3 separate regions of the Mus musculus genome follow, and all the other regions are linked to region 1. The links are chromatin loops, found by intact Hi-C in ENCODE. Cell type or tissue: left cerebral cortex. All regions are shown on one strand.

Region 1 (8,000 bases):
AGAGTCACTAAAATATACAAAGTACCATAGACATTAAGGAAGGAGGAGTTCCTGTCTGCGACTCTTTGGAGAAAGAGATGAGAAGAGGTGGGGAATGCTGAGGAGATAAGGAGAGCCCAGCCTGTACTGGGCATCAGCTCGGTGCGTCAGCACTGCCTGGTTAGAGAGTCTGGGAGGCAAATGCATGAGGTGCACAGCAGAATCCTAGGGAGGAAGATTGACTTCTTTTGAAAAGAAAGTTGTGACTACAAAGTTCTTTCCTCCCCGCCTTCTTCTTTTCTTGTTTTTGGTGGGATCAGGGGAGTAGTGTAAACTTCAGTGAGCCCCTAGGATATGCCTGGTACTTTTTAATATCTTCCAGAAGACAGAGGGTACCTCTGCCCCTGCCACATTTATGGGGAGGTTATTGGTCCCAAGTCAGGAAGCCGAAGGCTATGTGCCTTTGCTCTCCTCTTCACTTACACCTGGAGTACTGGCCCTGTCTAGCTCTGCAGGTTCATCTGGGGCAGGAGGGCACAGTGGTCAGGGAACTTCCCTTCACATCTCACTTTTACCTTTCTCATTCTGAGAACAATCTTCCATTGTGCCCTGTGTAAGTTTTCTGATTGGAATAGTTAATGGTTTAATTCCAGATACAATCACTCTGTTAGCTTCTCCGTGGAACCTGCAGCTCTTCCCTCTTTAGAACCTATGCTTCCCAGGAACCAGGGTATAGCAGCCCCGGTCCAGATAAATCAATGCAGCTCCACTTCCTCTGTCTTAAGATTTCCGGTTGCAATTCTGTTTTCCAAATACAAACCACACACACATATGTGTACATACACATGCACATACACATAGGTATTAAATTTACATGGTCTTACATCTTTCCAACATTCTTTCACTGAGATACCTTGGGTTTCTCCATTCTTTGAGATACAATGATTCTGAGTCTATGATGCTGACATTTGCTTTGTGGATATTTAAAGCACAACAACCTGTTCTAGCAGTTGCACTGTTTAAGCAGATGTGCACAACAGCTCTTTACAACCATTATCACACTGGTCAACCAACGCTTACGATGTTACTGTAATTCCCTGGAAGAGCTGAATTCTGTCCTTGATTACACCCTATAGGAAAAATACTGCCTCTTTACCCATCTTTGAAATTGATTGACTCTTCTTTTCCATATCTATTAATTCTGTACCCGGCCCCAAGCTTCAAACGTCTGCAATAAGTAATGATTAGTCCCCACTTCGTCCCAGCTCCCGTCTCCCTCTTGACCTTGCTCATGGAGTTCAGTCTGATGGATGTAATCACCCATGCTTCACTGTAGTTACATTCGTCATGGTGCTTGTTAGAATCATCATCATTCCTACTGCACCTTAGTCAACATAGTAAACGTGTTTGCACGTAGTTGTCTTTATTTCGTCAGCTAAGTTTCAACTACATGTGTCATTTTACATGATCAATAAATAACCTGTCAGCCAAATGACTCTGATACAGTAATAAAAGATTGCTAATTGGGAACAAAATCTGAAGACTAGCAAGAATTTTATAAATCCAGATAGTGGCATTTCATTGATCTTGAATCCACAGGTTCAGAATTTATTGTTAACTTAGTCCTTCAGATTAATTTATTAAAATAATAGATATAAAATATGTACAATATGCACCTATATATTTATTGACTTTAATGAATTAAAAAGCATTTAAGTATTTAAAAAAAATTAAATCTGATCCACACTGACCATTCATTGACTTGCTGACGTAGCCTAAAACACTCTTTTGCTTTACTTAGAGCCTGGTTTTTGTTGTTGTTGTTGTTTTCTTTTATAGTATGAAGGCTGTAGAGTGGCAATGTACTCTACTGACAATGCACATACCTTTTAACTTTTGTTCTTTTTATGGTCATAGTATGTGCATGCGGATAAATAAATGCACAATTCTTTAGCTCCAGAAATGTTTATCCCAAGCTCTGAAAACATAGCTTAAATAATACACTGGCTAGCTGGCATCTCAGCATTGCTGTTTATGTTATAAGGCTTATAGTACCACTCTGTAAAATATATACTCATTTATTTCGTGTTTAATCTAAAGTGTAGAGTTTCGGGCTGGGAACGGATTGCAGATTGTTCTCTCCTGGTTAATTTTGGCTTTAAGTATATTGATCACTTTATCATTTTCTTGTGTTAAACTGCTTTAAACACAGCACAAATGTTACTCTCATCATGCCAGAAATGGGGTTGGAATTGATTTTGAGTTTCCATTAATTTTACTCTTTGCTCTCTATGAGAAGTTTTTCACTTGTTTAAACTCAGAAAGATACTTTTGTTCAAAAGATGTGTCAGTGCGATGACAAGGGAGTCTCTGCTGGCCTGGGAACCTCAGATGTCTACAGAAGGAAGAAGTTATCAAATTCACTGCCATGGACTTTGCTGAAATTAGTGAAGACTCATTCATCCTAATGCAGTTTCAAGGGCTTCCTCCCTCTTCTCTTCACAGAAGAGCTCAGCAAAGCACACATCTCCTAAGAAGCCCCCCTGATTGGTCCGGGCTGGCACTGTTTCAGTGTTTGGCCTACGGCGGCTGCTTAGGAATAATTTTCTCTCATCCTCTCTATTTTCCTGGACTGTATCAAACTCAGACACGTGGTGTGCAAAGGAAATCCAAGGCCTTAAAAATGCTTTTTATTTTGGTAGTAAGGCCATTGCCAGTTCTGTTTTGGCCAAATGATCTTATCAAGATTTAACAAGAGATTCTCAATAACACCTCTAATCTGTGAGAAGACATTAGATCAAGGAAGATAATTTATTCCATCTTGCATACATCTACCTTCCTTCCTGGCACCAAGGAGGGACAATGATCAAACTTAGTATTGGTACTGAAGATAATACAAAGTGACAAGAATGCTATGGCAATTACTCATTTTGATTAATTTAAAAATTGATAAATAAGTGGGTTTTTTTCTATATTACAGCAGACACTAGAGATCCATTTTCGGTCACTGTTGGGTATTTCTGCTCCTATAAAGGCACCTTACAAATCTGCTGTGCTGTCCACAGTACTGTCACAATTCGTCAGATTCTCTAGACTAACTAGATGAAACAACTGCATTTCAGCATTAAGATTCCTTTTCGGAGTCAAATAAAAGGAGAGCCGTACAGTTCAAACAGCTTGAAAGGCTTGTCACAAACACAGCCAAACCTGTACACATTATCTGTTTTTCTAGGTTTGGAGTACCAGTCTATAAAGTACCAGTCCCTTGTATGGTAACTGGGTTTTACTTCACACTTAGGAGTATTCAAACCCACAGGGAGAAGTTTAGATAGGTAAACTTCACTTCCTACCCTATCTATCTTTACTGCTCCCCTGCAGTTTTGTGTTTCGGAACACATGCTTCATGCCTTTAAAAAGTGCCAGGAAATCTCTTCCTGCAGCTACACAAGCTTTGGTTTTATGTGTGTATCATGACACACCTTAATACAGAGAGTCCCAGCAACTGCAGTGGGACTTTAATTTAAATCCAGACTTAGGGCGAAGAGCTCCATCTACTGAATCAGTTAGATCCTCGCTGGCACCCTAGAGTTATCCCCTTCAGTACTCTAACACTGAGAAGCCCTGTAGAGAACAGAGAAGTTACAGACATGACCGGCAAAAACTAGCTGTGAGCCTAATGCTCTTTTTGATATTTCCCAGATGCCCTAAGACCCCTTTCCTTTGTCCTTCCCAGTTTTCAAAGCTTTCCATGTTTCAATATAGAACAGAAGCGGGTGCTCTGCCATGTGAACCATCTCTCAGAAGCAATAGAAAGCCATTGGCATTGAAGGGAGAGCCTCAAGTAAGTGAAGGAAAGATACGCGAAGAAAATCCCTGTCCCTGGCAGACTGAATAAACCAGGAAAATTCAGAGAAAAGGATAGCTTCCTTACCCCCTACCTTGTATGATTGCTGAAAGGCTCCAGCCCCCAGGATCAGCTCTCTGGGCCCCTCCTTGGCTGCACAGTGTTGCTGTGGCATTGAAAATTTGCTGTGGCTTCCTAAGATTATAGGGAAATGCTCCAGCAAGCCAAAAAAGTCACAAACAAAAATTCAAAGGAAATAAAAAAAAAAAAAAAACCAAAAAAAAAAAAAAAACCTCCCAAAAACCAACAACAACAAAAAATCCAACCCACCAGCATAAAGCAGCTGATTTTATTGGAGAAGGTCTTGGCATGTTCCTCCATATGCCACAATTTTCTTTGGTCCTTCCTAGGTCTATGATCAGAAAACTCATTGTGCCATCCTTACTAGCGCCGTTTTTCTCAGGGTTGCTGATGGCACAGCATGGACAAATGGATCCAGGAGAAGCAAGCTAAAGAGCATATAGATGTCCTGTTCACTTGAAAGCTTTCCAGGAGATCACAGTTTTACAAGTTTCTTTCTCAGAATATCAGTGACATAGAGAAACATATACTCTGTCTAGCTTAGAGAAGAATAAATCAAAATTAAAGAAAAAAACAAACAAAAAACCAAACCACTTGTTAACACACTAACAGATACGGAACACAGCAAGTGGTATTTGAATAAACTTCAACATTAATATATCTGCATAAAATGGAGGAGTGTGTAAAACCTATGAAATATAAATTAAGGTAACTTATAAGGATATAAATATATGTTTATAAACATATAATAATCAGAACTAACAGTTTATAGGATTTTAAAATTACAGAAAAATGATAAAAGTTCGCGGATTCTTTTTCTTTTATATAAAAATATAATTAACATAAATATTAAGTGTCTTTGTGTATCTTTTATTGTATATGTAAGTATGCATTAATATGTTTATCTATAACTATATACAGACACACACAGACACACACACACACACACCTGCATAAAGTTATACCGATTGGCAATAAAAGGTAGTAGGTTGAAAGAAAGTTAAAACTCTGAATTACTTCAAAGTGGGTATTGCAAATATCAATAGGCTACCTATAGGCTTCTTAATATTTCTTTTTTAACACGCTGAATTTTCAAATTTGATCTTAAAGCACACAAAGAAGACAGAATTAGAAAATCACTGCATAGCAAAATATATTCTGTTAAAAACCGATCAGTCACATTTATTATAATGTTTAAAATTCATGAACTTAAAATACAAAAACAAAACAAAACAAAACAACAACAAAATCCAAACAGCTAATTAGATTTGTTTTACAAATCTTTTCAAGACAAGTTCACTTCCGAGTCACAAGTATGAGAAATTTCATCCTCGAGGGTAACTTGTTTGAATAGTTAAAAAGGCCTCCCAAAATGAAAACCAAATCTCTACCATGACTATAACAGAGAGCTAATGACGAACTGCACTCGAGCAGGAGCAATGAGAACTGTGAAGCTTACGAACAACAGTGCAGACCTCAGAAGATGCCTACATGAGACAACATCACATCGAGAGTGGAGATAAAGCTTTCTGGAAGTGGGAAGTGTTTCCACTACTGACTGGAGAGACTGTTCCTCAGCAGCTATGACAACACACTGAACCAGCAAGAGCACCTGGGTGTGTATCTGCAGGAGGAAAGTACAGGACCAACTGAGCAAGAGGCCAGTCCAATTCTTTTGTCACTTGCCTTTGGAAGGCTGGCTTTAAAAAAAAAAAAAAAAAAAAAAAGCCTGTACAAAAGACACATGTGTTCCTTTTCGGGTATTATAACAGGCCCACCTAGATTTAGCTTTCGATTCCAGATGAGCTCAGACATGTTCAGACTAGCACATCTTTGCTCTGTAAGCACTGAGCTGCTAGCATTTTACTGGCAAATTCGCGGATCCCTAAATTTATGCACAATAGATGCCCTTAAATCTGCAAATCTTCTGTTTCAGGCAAATTCCTCCTTGAGTTAAAAAATTTCCCCATTTACTCTGCTAGTAATAAGCCAGAAAGTTAAGGCAGGCAACTCATACAGGAAAGAAAAGTTGAATAGTACTTACCCTAAGTACAGTGTGCAAGCCTTAGAGGGCAATTCACTTTTTCTCTAGGATAGTTAGAAGGGTATCCAGGTCTGAGCTCAGCTCCTGCCCCTTTCCCTTCTGGAAAACTGAGGAGACTCACTGAAGGTGCCTCAGAGAAGAATCCCACAAACCGACAGCCTTACCTGTGGCCATTCAGAAGATTGCATTGGTGTGTATTTAAAACTATGAATAAAGTCAGAGACAGCGCATGCTCAGCAGGCAATTTAAAAATATTTATAACATTGTTGTCTCGAAAACAAATTTCCTCAAACAAAGCAAAACTCACATTTCTTACCCATGCCAAGTTTAACGTTCTGAGACAGAGCTGTTTTGGAGTTTTCCGTTGGGGGAAAAAGGTTTCTAAAAAAAATTTTTTTTTTGAGCTGAAAGAGAATAGTTCTCCCTTCCCTTTTGGGTACTCTTAAAGGGGTGGAATAAATTTCTCTTCAAGTTTCAACAAAACTCACAATTGGTTATAAAAAAAAAAGACATTGCACATTAAAGGTCCATGAAAAATAATTTCAGAACAAGTAACAAGAAGCTAAAATCTACAGGTCTGAAGGATGTAGCGGTCACCTGAGTCTTTAAGGCAGTCTTGTGTGTTGTAACACAAAAACATACACATACAATCAGAATCTAGTATGTTCAGTATGGCAAGAATAATGTATAGACCACTTTAGGCATATCGAGAGAAGTTATGCTTTTTTTTTTTCTAACTAAAATCTGAACTCTCCAAAACTAAAAAAATACATGAAATTATAGGGTAAATTCAGCAAGAATTGTCAGTATAATTGCACAGCAAGCATGGAAAGATAGCTGATCACATATTGGTCAGCTAAATTTTGAGATACATAAAATAAAAATTCGATTGAGTTAAGGTTTTAAAAGTACTAATTGCAGCAAAACTGCTCGTCTTTCTCCAGTTTGGGATTTTCTCTCTCCCTGCCTTGAATACCCTAAATACCCCATCTACCACCTATCACCAAACCCTGACCGAGCAGCGCACAGATCTCAAAGACCTTATTTAAATCTCTTACTTAATCTTAAGTCTCTGAATAGATTGCAACTCCTGCTCCACTTTCCAGTGGTGCTCAGCTGGCCTCACAAAAGCGCCACGGACATATCCTTAACTATCTCTGATGTTTTCAAGCTCAACAGAGGGTGCCAAAAAGAAAAGAAAAAAAAAATCAAAGATCGGAAAAAAAAGTTTATTAAAGTGAAAGCAGGAGCCCAGATTTGAAGAAGTTGCCTCTACTTTTATTTCCCTCACAACTCCGCACAGGTGTTTCCTACCTCACGCTGCTGTGCACGCTGCTGAGGAGGAGGGGTAAGTGAGGGTGGGGGAGTGGGCCAAGGTCTGACCAGCAGGCATCAGGAGCTGCAGCCTCCTGGGTTAATGGATGTGTTTAAAAATGGACCCCAAGCCCCCAAAAGCCTGGAATGAGGTTTCTTTTTGGCAAATGATTAAACCACTATACTGAAATAATTAAAGCTTTGTCCTTAAATAAAGCATCCGATCAACAGAACAAAAACAAAGATAAAAACTGCACACACATATGCATGCGTGCACACACTCTGACACACAGATACACAAAACTAGCGGGTGAAGGGAGAAGGAAATTAAATAAAAGAAAACAAACAGAGTCCTAACAGGCCATTCTCCAAAAAGAAATCTAAATAAAAAGTCATATGATATCTGATAGTGCAGGACACGTCGCCAAGAACCAGAGCGGATTGCCTCCAGGAAGAAAGGGCCAGTGTATTCCAGCTCAAAGAGCGTTTCTTTCTTCCTCCTCTATGTTCCCCTTTCTCCTCGACTGTTGAGTGTGTTACTCTCAGGTCAGACCTACGAAGAATCCCAGAATGACAGCTATCACCTCTCACTGTACTCTCCCAGCACAGCTAGCTGACGGGGCTGCCTGACTTGGGGGGGGGGGTACTGCTGCATTCAGCAACAGCCTCTTCCTCTTCCAGTCCTCCCTCTGTCCCTCTCAGAAAATCCTCTGGCCACCCCAAACAGCAGACAGGGAG
Region 2 (8,000 bases), 290 kb before region 1:
CAGTATGGTGGTAAGAGTGTGTGGAAGAGAAGGTTGCTCAGGAGCCAGGGCCAGCACATAGCCTTCAAAGGCATTTCCCTGATGACTTCCTCCGGGTAGGCTCTACCTTCCCAGTTCTGTCACCTTCCAATTGTCCATACTGACCAGGCCAGATCCCTTGAGATCTAATGGTCTCAGAATGCACACACAGACATACCCAGGGAGGCATTACTAATCTCACAGGTAGCTCCCAATCCAATCAAACTGATGATCAAGACAGACCACCCCACACAGTCAAAGTCTACCCCTTAGTTTCATTGGCTAGTGTATTTTCTTCAATTACTTTTCACACATACATTTCCACTGCTTGTCAGACTTCTATGGACAAACTCATGATGCTTGAACCAGACCCTGGCTCCCCATGCCCTTTCACCTAGCTCTATTCTTCACCCTCTTCAAGAAGTCCAGACATAACTCCCAGACCTTCTGATTGCCCTTTGACCTTTCCACACCACTTGCTTACTTCCTCATTTCACTTTTGATTCAGGGTCTATCCAGCCTCTGCTGTACTTTATATATAGCATCTGATCTGCTCTATGCAAGCCCTTTCTGGATGGATAGAGACTGGAGAAAGTGACACTGACTCATTGACCTTAGAGTTCAGAGAAGGAGATGAAAGAGAAAAATGCAAGCAAACATGTCAAGATAAAATGGAAAATACCACGAAGGAAGTGCATTGGGTGTGATGGAGGACTGAAAAGGTCAATTGGGGGGAATGGGGACCAGTGTGTGGTATCAGAGGGACTCAACTGTTCTAGGCAGAAAAGCAATAGAGGCTATCAATGATCCATTGTCATCCTTTCTCCACTTAGCCCAAGCCTTCCTAGGTTATCTAGGTGGTCTTTTTTTTTTTTAAAGATTTATTTATTATTATACATAAGCTCACTGTAGCTGACTTCAGATGCACCAGAAGAGGGTGTCAGATCTCATTATGGGTGGTTGTGAGCCACCATGTGGTTGCTGGGATTTGAACTCAGGACCTTCGGAAGAGCAATCAATGCCCTTACCCACTGAACCATCTCACCAGCCCCTAGGTGATCTTTTGCCACCAGGTTGTTTACACTGATTTCATGATGTCTTCCTTACTTCCATAGCTAAAAACTCCAAGACAGAAAGAACTCCAGAATTCTTCTGGGTATAATCCTTTCCCATTGTATACCAGAGAGACCTGTGTGTATAATGTAGCATCCCTCCGCGATGAGATTACCAATTCCTGGACTCTGGATTAATCAGAAGGGAAATTGTTCTGTGAGAGCCTGACCTTATCAGGTGAACCTTAAAAGGGATTGAGTTGTTCTGCAATTCAAAGAGCTTCAACGTATGAGAGCTATCCTGCCTTGAACATCAAACTACCCTTGTTTATTCTTCAACACAGACTAGCAAGAGGCCAGTAGAAGCCTGGAAGACATCATGCAAGATAGTAAGAACCACATTGTTACCATTGTAAGACACCGAATGGTACTGACAACCTGAGTTTGTAAGGAGGACTATTCTACGGTTCAGATAAAGAACACAACACAACATAACCCACACCTTGGGCTCTGTCTTGCAAACCATGACTACTCTGCGGTGTTCCGACCTACGGGGATTGTGAGGTTAAAGTGGTTGTAGTTTATATTTTTAAACCTGTGATAATTTGTCCCACCGCAGCAGAAAATAAATATACTGTCATTGGTTCCTCTTTTACACACAGGCTAAAATTGATTTTCTTCAGCATGAGCTCAGCTTCCTTTGTGAACATGATCTTCTGTTGATTCCTGGCATGCACTCATGCTTCAGCCAAGCTGGCCTTGCTGGTGGATATTTTCCTACAGTCTTTGTCTAGCCCTCTATCCATCCTTCTCCCTGGGAGTTCAATCGTAGCCTCCCTAGTATCTCTCAGACAGATACTTTTGTCTTTGAACTTATAATGTTTCAGTGCCAATCAATTGCACTGACATCCTGAGTGTCAGTATCTTAAGCCATCGTTGGGCTTGTCTCACCGATGGAGAGAGATTAGCCATTTGGTTTAGGTTCCCAAACGGCTCAAAGCATCTTATAGCTCAGTATTCCCTAGAGGTCCATGTGCGAAGCAAGTAGGCAGCTATCGCCCGTCTCAGTGGCCATGAGAGAACGGTCTAATCCTTGAGCCAGGCTCCGGGGAATTTAGATATGGGTCTAAATATAGAGCGACAATTTTTGTCTTTTTGGTTTCCGGGGAGGCAGGATGCCAGATTTAGGGCAGGAGCCTCCTTACTCTGCCTTGTACACCGCAAAGCTTGGGCTGAGGGAAAGCAAGATGCATGCTGGGTGAGCAGAGGTTGAGCGATGTTCCCTGTTTGTCCCTGTGTGTCCAATGTCCGTGTTCCACCTGTGCCTCTTATGTAGCTACTTTCCAAGAATTAACACCTGTGTTCCTGACAGAACAGCATAAAGACTGCTGTGAGTCTTGAGATGAGAGCGAGTGGCTTCCTTCTGAAGAGGGAGAAATGGGGTTCTTGAGTTAAAGTCTGTTGAGTCCCCATGGATTCCAAGGGGGTCCATGGTAGCCCCATTCTTTTCTTCTGGAGCAGTTACACAGCACACCCCCACCTGGTGGTCCTCCAGGCCTATCAGTTTGAGGACTTCTTTTCTGCTAGGGCTCCAAATCAAATGTGGTCACTAGGGTCACTTCATGGTGACCCCAGGAGCCTTTGGAGGAGGGGCTGAGACTTAAATCCTGCTGCTGTCATGGAGGAACTGCTACAGCTAGCTGAAGTCTGGAGAGTGGGAAGATGGCAACCACGTTCTTTGGCTTGGGCTTGCTGTAGGCAAAGTCCTCCTTGTTTTTCATACTAGCTTTTTTATATATAAAATGTTATTATAAAAACTGAAAATAAACAAAAACATCACACACCAAAATGTGTGGGCAAAAAAAAATTAACGGGTAAAAGAATCCAGACATGCTAAATATTCAGTGATGTGCTAACAATTCTCTCTCTTTTCCTCTCTCTTTCTTTTCCTCTTTCTTTCTTTTCCTCTCTTGCTCTCTCTGTCTCTCTCTGTCTCTCTCTGTCTCTCTGTCTCTGTCTCTCTGTCTCTCTGTCTCTCTCTCTCTCTCTCTCTCTCTCTCTCACACACACACACACACAAAGCCCCAATTTGTAACATGCATCAATTTTTGTTGCGCAAATACTCCCACCACTGCTCATGTCAAGCCACCACCAAAGGCTTGATTACCAACTTGAAACATTCCTGGAATATTGCTCTCACCAGCATGGTTCTAGCACACTAGTGGGAATGGCATGCTGTCTTAAACACACTTTAATGCTCATCAGCTCTTTGGAGGCTCCATCACTTCTATGAGCAAGAGACTATACTGAACGTAGCTCTTTTTATGAGAGGAGCCAGAACTTCAGGGAAGGCAGGATAGATCTAAAGTTTCAGACTGGAGTTGTCCTTGCAGAGCCAGGTCTCCCATCTCTAGGACCAGTGCCTTTGACAAGGACCCCATTCCCTGTCCAAGGCACATGTAGCTGTCTTAGCCCTGCAGGGAAACATGGGTTTGCTGGCATCCCACTTGTTTGTACTCGGGAGACCAGTGTGAATGCTCAGAACTGAACCTCCCCAAGTATCTTGACTCTGCTAATTGCCAGCGTGTTAGGGTGTGGGGAACGTGGGGGTGGGAGTTGGAGAGTGTGGGGGTGTACTGTTAAAATGAACGTCCCCAAGTTATTTCCCTAGTGGTTTCCATGAGGTACTTCTAAAGTAAAACCCAGAGACGTGTATTTTTAACATCTAATGTATCTTATTAGACAAGTCTGAGAGAGTCTGCATTAGGGAGAATTTCTGTCAAACCTTCTTGCTCACTTGGGGTAAGAGATGAGAGACAAGACTACAGTCTTTTATTGTCACAGTATGTTTTTTTTCCCCCCTTCTTCTTCTTAAATGATTAAGCCGTTAGAATAAATGAGGCCCCCTCCAGCATGTCATAGGTGGGTGGCTAAGACCTCGAGGCTGTTCCAAAATCCACCATTGGAGGGCACCAAAATGCAGCAAGAACTTCGCCAGCTCTGCCGGGGTGAGAAGTTCACGACTCACCTGGGGGCTCTCCAGGCTCTGTGGGGAGGCAGAGCCGGAAAACCTCCCCACTTAGTTCCTGGAGCCCTGCGAGGACCCCGCATTCTCACCCTGCGAGACTTGTTTAGCCTCTGGTTTCCTCTCTGAGCGATTTGCTCAAGGCCAACCGCGGAGGCGCTGGGTCAGGCTTGGCTTGGCGCGGCTTGGCTGGAGAAGGAACCCTGGCTAGGGCCACCTCCCTTGGAGGTGTTCCCAGTCCCACTCCCTTCTTTGTGTTGCAGCATCTAGTTCTTTCGGCCCTCTCTCCTGTAGAGTACTCAGCCGACCCGAGTGCAGTCAATGTTCGCTCTGGTAAAGCCCTAGGGCTGAAATCCAGCTTTGCAGCTAGCTTGTCAGACAGTGAGGCCCGCGGCTGGAGTTTTCTGACTCAAATTTTCTGTCTAACAGAACTGTTCACAGCTATTGAATGAGATTACATTTGTGAAGTTTTTTGTTTGTTTGTTTGTTTTTTAATACAACTTAAAATCCAAAAGGCAGTTCTTACTGTATCGCCATCATTATTGGGCTAGCCTAAGAGATTCATGATTGTTCTGTGTGACTTTAGGTTTTATGATTGTGATTTTTTCCCCCTCCTGGTTGTCAGGCAGTGCACATTAAATTTATTTATCAGACAAGTGTCGAGAACTTTCTTGTGTGAGCCACTGTTGAAGGGCTGGGGTAGTTGTTGATGTTAAACGGGCACAAGGAACCAAACAGCCTAGAGTCGCTTTGCTGTAAGGCTTAGATACTGAACTTGGCAGTGTGACTTAACAGCTAGGGGCCCCAGGGTGAGGCTCCAGGGCAGTTTATTGTAGGAGATATTGGCTGCACAAGCTGGCTTGGTGGCACATGCCTACAAGGTCAGCATTCAGGGGGTGAAGGTGGAGGCAGGAGGATCACAGACTTGTGTTGGTGGCTTGAGCTAACATAACCCTGGAGCTGTCTCTCCATGGAAGAATGCAAAGGTTAGCACATTCTAAGTGGTAGGTTCCATCCCCAGCCCTGGGGAAATAAAAAGATGGGCAGTGACTTTTGGTTCCATTCATCTATTACCTAATAGCTTTGTGATTCTAGTCACCCCACCCGTGTGTGTGTGTGTGTGTGTACATACGCATACGCCCACTGACATGTGCACATGTAATGGGACAATGTACCTACTTTGCTGGACTGTTTATAAATGATAGCTATATTTGTTTTTGTTGCCTGTGCATTCACACAAATTAGGATAACAGGAAATTATACTTCTAGTGGTGCGCTGCAGGCGTGACCTTCACAGGTGACCTTCCCTAACTTTTGTCAAGAATGGGGGACTGTCTAAATCTCTGGAAGATCAGGGTCTAGCTTGGGACTTGTGACGAGGGACAGCAGGACCTTCAGCACACATGGAGCGCCCTCTGATTCTCGGTCGACGTGGCCGATCGCTCATTAAGGTCTTAATATCATGACTGTCCAGCTGAAGCTATCATTAACCTCAAGTGGGGGGTTCTCGCCGTGACTGCTGGGGGAAAGACGAGCCCGGTCTGAGTGGGAGGGCCTGACTCTAACTCCCTGCCTGGGTTTAATGAGCCCAGAGCTCTGAAGGCAGCTTTTCACCACCTTTTATTTGGTCAGACAGGGGGCTCAATAAATCTTTAGTTCTGTGGACTCCCCTGGTGGAGTTGTTGAAGGAGAAAGCTTTTTGCAAATGACTGGAAAGCCCTTTGCAAATATAAAGTGCTTATTTAGATGCAAACTAAAAATCCAAGGTGCCTGTGACTCATCTGGTACCTATTGTGCTCTCTGCAAAGGCGCGGAGGCTTGCTTGTGTGATGGGTGCCATTTGAGAGCCACTTAAAGATCTCTCTGGTGAATGAATTTGGTTGCATTATTCCGGGGCTCCTCTCGGAGGACTCTAATTTTCAGCGCTTTGGTCATGTCCTCCTTCCCTGACACGTTCTCAGCGGCCTCCTTGAGTCAGCCCTGACCCAGGATGCGGTGGGAGGGGACTGACCTGCTGGGAAGATGCCGGAGCTGTGGGGTGGGGGCTTGTGAACAGAGAACTCCCACTCTGATTTTTTAAAAGGAAAAAGGAGGCTTTAATCCAAGCATCCAGAGCCAAGCCTAAGAATCTAATGACAATAGTATTTATTACTTGCTTTCAAAATCCCTTTTATCATTTCCTTTCCTTCTTTTCTTTTTCTTTTTTCTTTTTCTTTTTTTCCTATCTCTTACTACCCTGCTATTATGGACCAGGGCTTCATGACCAAAAAAGTACTGAATCCATTTGGTCAAGTTTGTCAGGCTGATGACTGGCATTGTGTGAGGACCAAAGGTCTGTGTGAATGACTGCATTTCTAATGAATTGACCAGCTATCTGGCATCACATGAACAGATTTTAATGCTGTGTATTGCACACTGCTGGGAAGGAGAATGGAGACAGCTTTTCTGAGGCCCGTTTTCTTTCCTAGGACGGGGGTGGGGAGCTCTGTTTTGAGGTTTGCTGAGGACAGTCCATTATGAAATGTAAGCCCCTGCCCTATTGAGATCGGAGGCACAGCTCTTCCTTCAGCTTTTAGGTTATCAGGAGCGCTATGCATTCTGGGGGTTTTCCTATAGGAGACAGAAGACAACTCAAAGTTTGTTCTTACTGGTTGGGTTTTAAGTGGTGAAAGGTAACGTGTGTGTTAATACGGTTGTGGCGAGCAAAATGATGCCCTTCTGCAAATTAGAGGCAAATTGCAAAAAGACACCCTTATATGACCAACTCAGTCAAATGAAACATTAGCTGCATTCTGATCCCAGAACCTCTTCTTTAAGGGCCATGCACCTAGGCCTCAGTCAGTCATCTGTGTGTGTGTGTGTGTGTGTGTGTGTGTGTGTGTGTGTGTGTGTGTGTTGAACATATAGGCACACTTTCACTGGGGTAGAGAGGAGGGGTGGGGACTGGGGAAGGAGGGAGGGGCGGTTCCAGTGTCTCTCTAGAACTCTGTCTACTCTTCTTCATTTTCTCAGTGGTTGTAGGTGACTCAGCTCTACCCTGTAGCCTGCAGCAATCTGGGGAGGTCTCTCAGAGACCTCCTCCAGGTGCAGCCTGGCTTCTGGACTTCACTGCAGAAAAGAATTTCAGTCTGAGTCTGAATGAAGCAGAGTAAGAGTTTATAGGGAAAAAAGTAGTAACCGATTTACGATTTAACCGATTAGACATTAGGGGAAAGAGAGATTTAGGAAAAGCGCAGTATACACCCAAGACATGAGAGTAGACTTCTCAAGACTCACATTTAACTGTCTTCTATGTGGCTGATGCTGTATTATTTAAAAGTTTTAAAAACACCCCCTTCCCCTTTTCAGTAAGTGAGGTCATAGAGGGGTTTTGGGGATACACTAGAGAATACAGGCTGATAATATAAAACCATAGATGTGGTTAGTAATCATCATCCAGGCTAACTTCAAACTCATGCTCCATCTGCCTCTTTAATAAGCATGCACCACCACAGCTAGCATCATAGGTGGGAGGAAGGAGAAAAATGGAATAATGGGTGAGAGAGGTTTAAGTAGGGAGAGAGGAAGAGAGGGTAAAGGAGGAAGGGGGATGTGAAGAGGATCAATAACACTAAGGATGCTTGAAAAGAGGGATGGCTATTGCTGCTTGTCAACTTGACTATGCCTGGAATGAACAAAAATCCAAAAATGGAGAGCATGCCTGTATTAGTCAGGGTTCTCTAGAGTCACAGAACTTATGGATAGTCTCTAGATAGTAAAGGAATTTATTGATGACTTACAGTCGGCAGCCCAATTCCCAACAATTGTTCAGTCGCAGCTGTGAATGGAAGTCCAAGGATCTAGCAGTTACTCAGTCTCATGTAGCAAGCAGGCGAAGGAGCAGGAGCAAGAGCTAGACTCCCTTC
Region 3 (8,000 bases), 600 kb after region 1:
ACTATGTAATTTATAATTATTCCCATTTGTATGGTTTTCAATTTATTGGGCATCATTTTATTCTTCTAACTGCAAACTCTACTATACATGAATATATTTTTAATATAACTCCTTACATTAGTAGTTTAATTTGAGAACTTTTCAAATAAATTCTTGATTCTTAACTGCTTAATGTGAAATATGAGCATTAAATTCATCTTATCTGAAGACACAGATGTCTTCAATAGCAAAGCTACTTCTTATAGCAGCAAGGCAAACAGTATATGATAATCACGACCCTTTCAATCAGCTGTGATGGAAAGCACTCAGAATTCATGAAAACTGTGCATGGGTCCATCTGCCAACTATAGGAACTGATCAGTTTACTGTCCATGCTCCTTTCTTCTCGACATTCCTATGTAGAAAAGCTGCTAAGTTTGTCGGGATTAAAGTGGTTATGTAAGAGCTGCATTGCTTAACAGAACTACAAAACACTGCCTAGAGTCTCAGCTGAGTGTCAAAAGATTCCAGAAAGGCAAACGTTCCATGCCCTCAAGCTGATGACTCTCAAGTGAACTGTACAGTAACCGAGAAGCTTGATCCTGGAGTAGAAGAGATGTTATGGAGCCAAAATCAAGCATAGTTTTCCCTGAGTTGAGTGCAGAACCAGCAGAGTATTTGTCAATGTGTCCATTACCACAGGAGGACAGAGTCCCAGAAAAAGTCCCACTTCTAAGCCCTTGAAGGCGGCTTTGAACAACTGCTGTGGTACATACCACATGCTCAACAGTAATACAGGTAGGTGGCACTATTTCTTCTTAGAGCCTCAGAAACTTGCCTCTACTGCTTCTGAAACAGCTTGAAATTATTCTTGGCACATTAAATATAATAGGTTTCGATACTGACATGTGATTATAGGACATTTGGGTAACAGGACAAGAAGTCAGACATGTTCTAGAATGTGTAGAATGCATGTAGCCTTTAGACTTTGGGTCACAAATGAAAAGTACCTGGCTAAGTTAAGGGATTACATAATAGCAACCAAAATGTCTTATATAATGAGAAAAATAATTAAAAGACCTTGGCCTCTAAGCAAAGAACAGATTGCTTCGTTAAAACGTGGTGCTGGCACATGAAAACACAGGCAGACGGAAGGACTAGGTTAGGACCTCTGGAAGTGCATGCCATCAAGGGTCAACCAAAACTAAGTATAGACAAAAAGACATATGGAAACCTGCTACTTTGTAAGCTACTTCAAGATGATTTTTTAATGGAGAGATAAAAGCACTTACAAGTCTACCTTGCACAATTGACAGTGTGTCCACTACAGTAGGACAGCCTGTTTCTTTATGATACCAAATTTCTAAAATTTGTATTTTATAGAGCCAAATAACTGAAAATAGTCAGATTTGTCTCTTCAGTACAGCTTAGGTCCTTACTAGTTAAGAAAGTTAGGATGGGCTTCTTTAGTAGTTGTAAATAAAGCACATTTTCTACTAAAAACCATAATTTGTGTATTTTTAAGTAGGTCAAGGTGGGGCAGCTCGAATGCCCATTATCAACAGCTACTCTCAAGAGCCATGCTTACAAATGAAGAAGGCTGGAACCAGCAGCATTCAAAGAATGTCAACAGCAGACCTCCCTTTGCCAGAAAAGATCACAGTGAGCACAGGGGCCAGATGCTGCTTCCACATACCTTGCCAGACCTCGGAGCAACATGTTGCTCAGGGCCTAAATTTGGCTTCCTATGTGACAGCATGACCAGCCACACCTCAGGGTTGGGCAAGTCCGTGGACACATCCACCAATAATTTCTATATTTATAGAAAGCCAGAACATGTGTAGATAATCACACAATTGGTTATTTATATAGTGCCAGATTTTATGAATACAGGAATTTGTTAATTAGCACAAGGACTAATCATTAAAATTCAAAAATAGATAAATAAACAGGAATGCCATTTATTTGTTAACATTTCAGGGAGAAAGTATGCAGCTGCTTTCCTTTTGATGAATATAGGCTTCTGCAGGGAAAAAACTATGAAGGAAAAGGATCTGCAATTTTTGAAACCCTACTGAGTAAGATCCAGGAAATCATACATAGTCTTTCTATTAAAAATAATCATACTGATTTGCCCTTCAGTTAAAAAAAAATTGAGAAAGTTTAAGCTGGCATGTGCTTAGCATTTGAATCATACTGTTTGGCATTCCACTGTTTGGGTGCTTTTCAAAGAGCCAAAGCTGATTTTCATCGGATAGGAGTTAAAAAGCACACACACGTCACTCAATACCAAATTGTTTTAGCTACAGGGCATGGCAAAGCATGAAATAACTGCTTTAGAGCACTTCCTCATGTGGGTGTGTTAGATAACTGTCTGCTCTAACATTAAAATGAAACACACTATGACCTGACCAGGGCTTCGGGACTTAAACAGGAAGATGAGCCCCCCATAACCAGTAAGACTGGTTAATGAATTTTTCTGGCACTCTATAGCCCTCCTGTGACGCAAGCCTTTCAGCCTTCCAAATCCCTAGGCAGCAGAGGGCACTGGCTTTAAGTTTACTTATGCACATTTTACAGTGTCCTGCAGCATTTAGATTGTGACAGTTCCTCCCAGAAAAGGGCAAGAGTATTTTTCATCCTAAAAATATTTTCGATTTACTGAAGGCCAACCAAGAATTATAATGCAAAAGAAAACACATTCTAAAAATTAAAACCACCACAGAAATGACTAAAATTTTCCTTCCTTTTATCCTTTCTGGGAGGTAAAAAAATTTCCATTCTCTTTTGGAGTTAAGCATTTGGTGTTTACTTATGGTTAATGTAAAAACACAATGTGAAATATTTAAAATTCTATCAGCAATGCATCTATGATTTTTGGATCCATATAAACATGAATTATATACATAAATTCACACTATTTCCACAAAATACATATGCACAAAAGATGATTGATCAAACAGTCTGTGAAAGATTTCTTTTATCTAAAAGAGCATCTTAGATAATTCTTCAAGAGATAATACCAAAAATAACAGGTGTACGACACAGACACACTTCTGACCTATTAGTTCTGAAACAACTTTTTGGATCACAGTCTGAAATGGGAAAAATTCTGTTCACAACACCAACTATGCACAGTGTTAATACACGTTTCCTAAAGCCTCCTTCAAACTTTCCATGGACCTTTGATTAAAAAAAAAAAAAAAAAAAAACAATCTCTGAAAGGGCCTGACTGAATGTACTTCAGGTCTGTATGCTCTTGGTCAGGGCTGGCCTTTCCAGCTGAAAAGACAGTGGAGAAAAAAAAAAAAACTAAATTAAAAGTCTAAGTATATTTTTTTTTTAAAGAAGCGGTAAAGAAGACTTTTAGTAGCAAAAGTTCACCGCCCTCCCCTAATAATGGATTTGAATAAACGCTTTACTAGGCTTGAACCTTGAGAGTGTGTTGTGGAGTCTGCTCTCGAGTCCCAGGTGGGTTAAGAATATTGCTTTCTGGACTTCTTTGTGTTGTCAGAGAGGCCTAATGGAATTAACAGGGGAAAGTCTGCTACTTATAGTAAATAAATAATGTATTACAAAAAGGTGATTGTTATTATCAAACATCTCCTCAGATCTGCATTCATTTCCTATCACTGCTCGTGTATATTCTGAAAACATTTATGTTCCTCTCTGTCTGACTTAATTTTTATCAGATGAATAAAAGTTCTGCTTTTGCACAAACCTAAATAGAAGTCCATCTAAAAGTATACTTCACATCCACCTTATTTAACTACTCCTTGAAATTTTGAAAAAGCACTATTCTAGAAAATTCCTCAACAATGCAAGCTGGTTTCAAGCATAGCTTTTTTCCCACCATGAAAAGAAAAAAGAAATAAAAAAAAACCTCAAATACATATTTGCAATAACAAATACATTATTTATGGACTCAAATATGTTAAGGGAATACTTACAGTTGTTGCACAAAATGGCCTGATACACTCCATAGCTTCCACTTTGTTAAAAAAAAAAAAAATGTAAAAAGGCCAGCCTCCACTCCTCCCTCCCTAAGCATAAACAAGCACTAACATACTAAAAGGAAACTATCCCAGGATAAAAACTTCTTGTTAAGAAAGTTTATACTCTTACTAACCACAGTAATACCCATATAAATGCAACAATCTATCTATAAAATAAAAAGTTAGAAAATAGCCACAATTTCTTTGAAACTATAACCCCCTGATGCACTATTTCTACATGTGTAGTAGCAAAAAAAAATAGTTCCTTGATTCTTGCCCACCCTGAGGGGCTACCCTTCACCTTATGTCCAATGTCATCAAATAAACATGCTAGCATAAAGTATGCAACCTGCTTAAAGGATCTATACTGTAAATATGGACTTTAAACTTCAATGTAAAACAAAGAACAAGAGTCTCATTTTGGTAGTACCCACACTGGCACTGCAGCTAAAACTCACTGGCAAATAACTAACAAAATCCAGTTAGCAATAAATAAGGACAACATGATATATAGACAGACAGATGGAATTGCATAAACAGACGAGAAAAGCAAAGAGACAAACATACGGAGGAGTTTGTTTTAAAAGAGTGAACGATTCTGATTTACTCATTACTTTAGTAAGAAAAATAGGTTTGTTTGTAATTATTTTTAAACTAATAAAACTGAATCACAAGGTCACACCCTTAAATAATTAAGAAAATTAGTACAGGGTAGGCCTCCTATAGATGTTCCAAAATTCAAACTAGCATTAGCTCTGTCAAATTTAGATACAGAAATTAAAATTCAGGAAAGAAAGCCTAAAAGCACTGTGGAGTAAATAAGATGATAAATGCAAGGGGACTGAGGAGGCAGGGTTGTTTTTATGAAAGTTGTCTGCCCCTACCTTCTTCCCCAGCGCTGAGTTTCTCTTCTCATAATCGGTGTCTCCCTGGAAGTACAGTGTGAGTGGTAATGACTGCCTGCCTCCCTAATGAGTCCATTTTCCTGCTCTTGATGTTGTGTATATACACACACTGCAACCTACCTTACAAACCACAGAGACGGGAAGAGAGAGAGAGAGAGCAAGAGAGAGGGAGGGGAAGGGGGGCAGAGAGAGAGAGAGAAAGACAGAGACAGAGCAAGCAAGCCAGTGAGAGAGAAAGAGAAGGAGAGAGAGAAAGAAAAACAGAAAGAGAGAGAGAGAAAGGCACAGACAAAGCCCTCCTACCAGACAGCAGACAGCCCTCCTTCCCCTACCCAGGAAAACGCAACTCGTCTAATGCAGCAACAGGTTCAGCATTGCCAGACTAACAGAGGGAAAAGGTATATTCTCTATAGCATTACTGCTTGCAAAGAAACAGTTTAAGAGCAGCTGGCTCCACCTTCTTTATTTATGCTCCATTATGAGGAATGTATTGTTTCAGCTCTGGCACACAGTACGTGTGTAATTATCATAAATACATTTTTGCATATTAGCAGGAAATAAGGAATTACATAGCTTATTTGTGCAATCTTTCAAATTTATTTTTTGAATGTGAGAAAAATGTCAACAAATCTGCTCTGACAAAAGCTTAGTAATGATTTTAAAGTCAGAGCTGTCTTAAAGGAGACTGTAAGAAACAGACTCCATACAATAGGAAAACTGATCTCAGGCAAAACTGGTAACTGCAAAGAAGAAATCACTGTTCAGTAAATAAACCAAGACCATAAACAAAACTATAAGACAAAAACAGAATTAAGTTTAATTAACTTGCTAATAGGCTAGTACCCTAGAAGAAAGCAGACTGGTTTCTTGTTTGAAGCATCCAGCTACACAATGCAATGCAGTCTGTATTAACAGGTGCAATGCATTTAATACATAGTATACCAGAGAAATAAACCTATTAGGAGTTACCATTCAAGCAAGACAAAGTTCTATACAATATGGATCGGAAACTACAGTAAATAACCTTTCATCTTTTATTAGAAGTAAAAACTAAAACTGGTGCTTTTAAATAAACCTTCCTTGAAAGAAAAAAATGAAACTCTTTATACTATACCTTTAACCAAATTTTCACATGCACTAGCTCCAGGAAAATAGTGCTGGTTATATTACTGGTCCCACCACATGCTCCTCATAGCCTTTGCTAACTCCCAGGTGCCTTTTCTAAAGTGGTGATATATTTTCAGCTTTGGGATGATGAACATCAGAAAATAGAACTGGTTGGAAGTCTCTTTTTTTTTTCAAAACAACTCCTGATAAACCAAACTAACTAACTATCTATCTATCTATTTATCTATATATCTGAGTATTGTATCTGTGTAGATGCCCATCTTCCTTAATGTTGTTTATACAGTTTGACTATATAAATTGTATACATTTAAAAATTTTTAAAGAGTAGATTTTTCCAAAGGAATTCACACACATAAAATGAAAGGTAAGAGGGTGCACTTGACTTATTCTAATGCTATATTTTGATACCAATGACCTTAAATATATTATCTGCAAAACTATCCTTTTATATGGCTTAACTTACTACAAAATTCAAAATGTATTCCTTTACATAACCAAAATAATTTTACCATGCTGGGTGGAGGAATATATAGATCAGTTGGCAGAGTGCTTGCCTAGCATGCACGAAGGCCTGGATTCAGTCCCCAGCGTTTCCTAAAACTGGACACAGGGTGTTAGCCTTAAAATCCCGTGTTTAGAGGAAATGGAAGCAGATGGAGCAGAAGTTATGGTTATCCTTAGCAACATACTAAGTTTGAGGTCAGCCTACAGCATACATCTTCTTGCCCCTGGCTGCTCTGATAATTCCATGTTTATCATAAAGCTATAATATAATCAACACAGTGTGGATCTAGAAAAAGTAAATAAAAAAATAAAATATCAATGGTGTAAAAGAGTAGAGAAGCTGGAAACAGATCCACATAAACCTAGTCAACTAATCGCTAACAAACTAAGACGGCAACACAATGGAACAACCCAAAATGCTGGGAATTATGGGTAAAAGTACCTATATAATGCAACACTCTAGGACTCCAAAACTTCAGGAATAAATCCTTAAGGAAAACACTAACAATGTGATCCAAGAAAGAACAAATTCATAGACTGAACATTAAAATCACCATTTTTTTCTTTGTATGTGAAAAATACTGAAAAAAATAATGGTAAGACAAGCCATAGAAAACTAGGAAATATTTACAGCAGACAGATCTAATAATATATACTTATATAAGATATAAAATTATATCTTCAACTCAAACAAGCAACAGAATTTAAAAGGTGGGCAAAGAGCTTAACAGTCACCTCATTGAAAAGGAAAACCAAAAGCAAATAAGCAAATAGAAACATGCATGTCATATGTCTTCAAGCAGTGCAAAGCAAAACAATAAGATATCACTTCATACTCATTAGAGCAGCCAAAACCCAAGACACTGACAATACCAAATGCTTGCTAGTGGGAATGTTGAGCAACCTGAATGCTCCTTCACTGATGGCAACAATAGAAAACAATACAACTACCTGACAGTTTCTTGCAAATCTATTTTTTAAAACATCCTCAACAGAACGTTCTACAGGAGCTATAGTCGTAACTCCCCAAACTTTAAGTTAATCAAAAGGTTCTTTATTAGATAAATGGACAGTATGTGGTATATCAAGACAACAGAATGTTTTCCAGTACTAAAAATAAAGAAGCCATGAAAAGCTATGGAGGAAATTGTTACATGATTCCACTATATGACATCCTAGAAAACACGATTGCAAACGAGAGTCCGGGGTCATGGTAACAATGAGATGAATAAATGAAGAACAGAGGATGATTCAGGGCTTAAAATTACCCTCAGTTGCAGGGTGTGGTGGTGCACGCCTTTAATCCCAGCACTCGGGAGGCAGAGGCAGGCAGATTTCTGAGTTCGAGGCCAGCCTGGTCTACACAGTGAGCTCCAGGACAGCCAGAGCTATACAGAGAAACCCTGTCTCGAAAAACCAAAATAAATAAATAAATAAATAAATAAATAAATAAAATTTAAAAATAAATAAAATAAAATAAAAAAATTCC

The links. A loop is a pair of places that touch in the nucleus more often than their neighbours do. Peaks named below come from ENCODE experiments on the same cell type or tissue, not always from the same donor. Only the 100,000 strongest peaks of a DNase experiment are listed, where the experiment ranks them.
Region 2: it touches region 1 in a loop (2.9-fold over the local background); 2 of 42 quality-filtered maps call a loop at or near these places.
Region 3: a loop joins it to region 1, with 4 times the contacts of the local background. A loop is called at or near these places in 4 of 42 quality-filtered maps.

The regions. Positions count from the first base shown.
Region 1 is chr16:43,506,271-43,514,270 of GRCm38, reverse strand. The region is part of intron 5 of Zbtb20 (zinc finger and BTB domain containing 20); the gene reads right to left. Among named protein-coding and RNA genes, the nearest start is that of Gm15713, 90 kb to the right of the region's middle. In left cerebral cortex, a CTCF peak has its summit at 3,529; DNase peaks (open chromatin) are centred at 5,483, 5,994, 7,422, 7,625 and 1 more place; H3K4me3 peaks cover 3,432 bases; H3K27ac peaks cover 5,414 bases.
Region 2 is chr16:43,798,267-43,806,266 of GRCm38, reverse strand. All of the region lies in intron 2 of Drd3 (dopamine receptor D3), which reads right to left. Among named protein-coding and RNA genes, the nearest start is that of Gm26074, 32 kb to the left of the region's middle. In left cerebral cortex, a CTCF peak has its summit at 4,025; DNase peaks (open chromatin) are centred at 4,073 and 4,286; H3K4me3 peaks cover 540 bases.
Region 3 is chr16:42,904,580-42,912,579 of GRCm38, reverse strand. Zbtb20 (zinc finger and BTB domain containing 20) reads right to left here and starts at 4,935. Exons shown (of 11, transcript NM_001285805.1): 1 at 4,859-4,935. It overlaps Gm19522 (predicted gene, 19522), which reads left to right and starts at 510. Exons shown (of 4, transcript NR_040402.1): 1 at 510-777. In left cerebral cortex, a CTCF peak has its summit at 828; a DNase peak (open chromatin) is centred at 4,972; H3K4me3 peaks cover 3,205 bases; H3K27ac peaks cover 4,017 bases.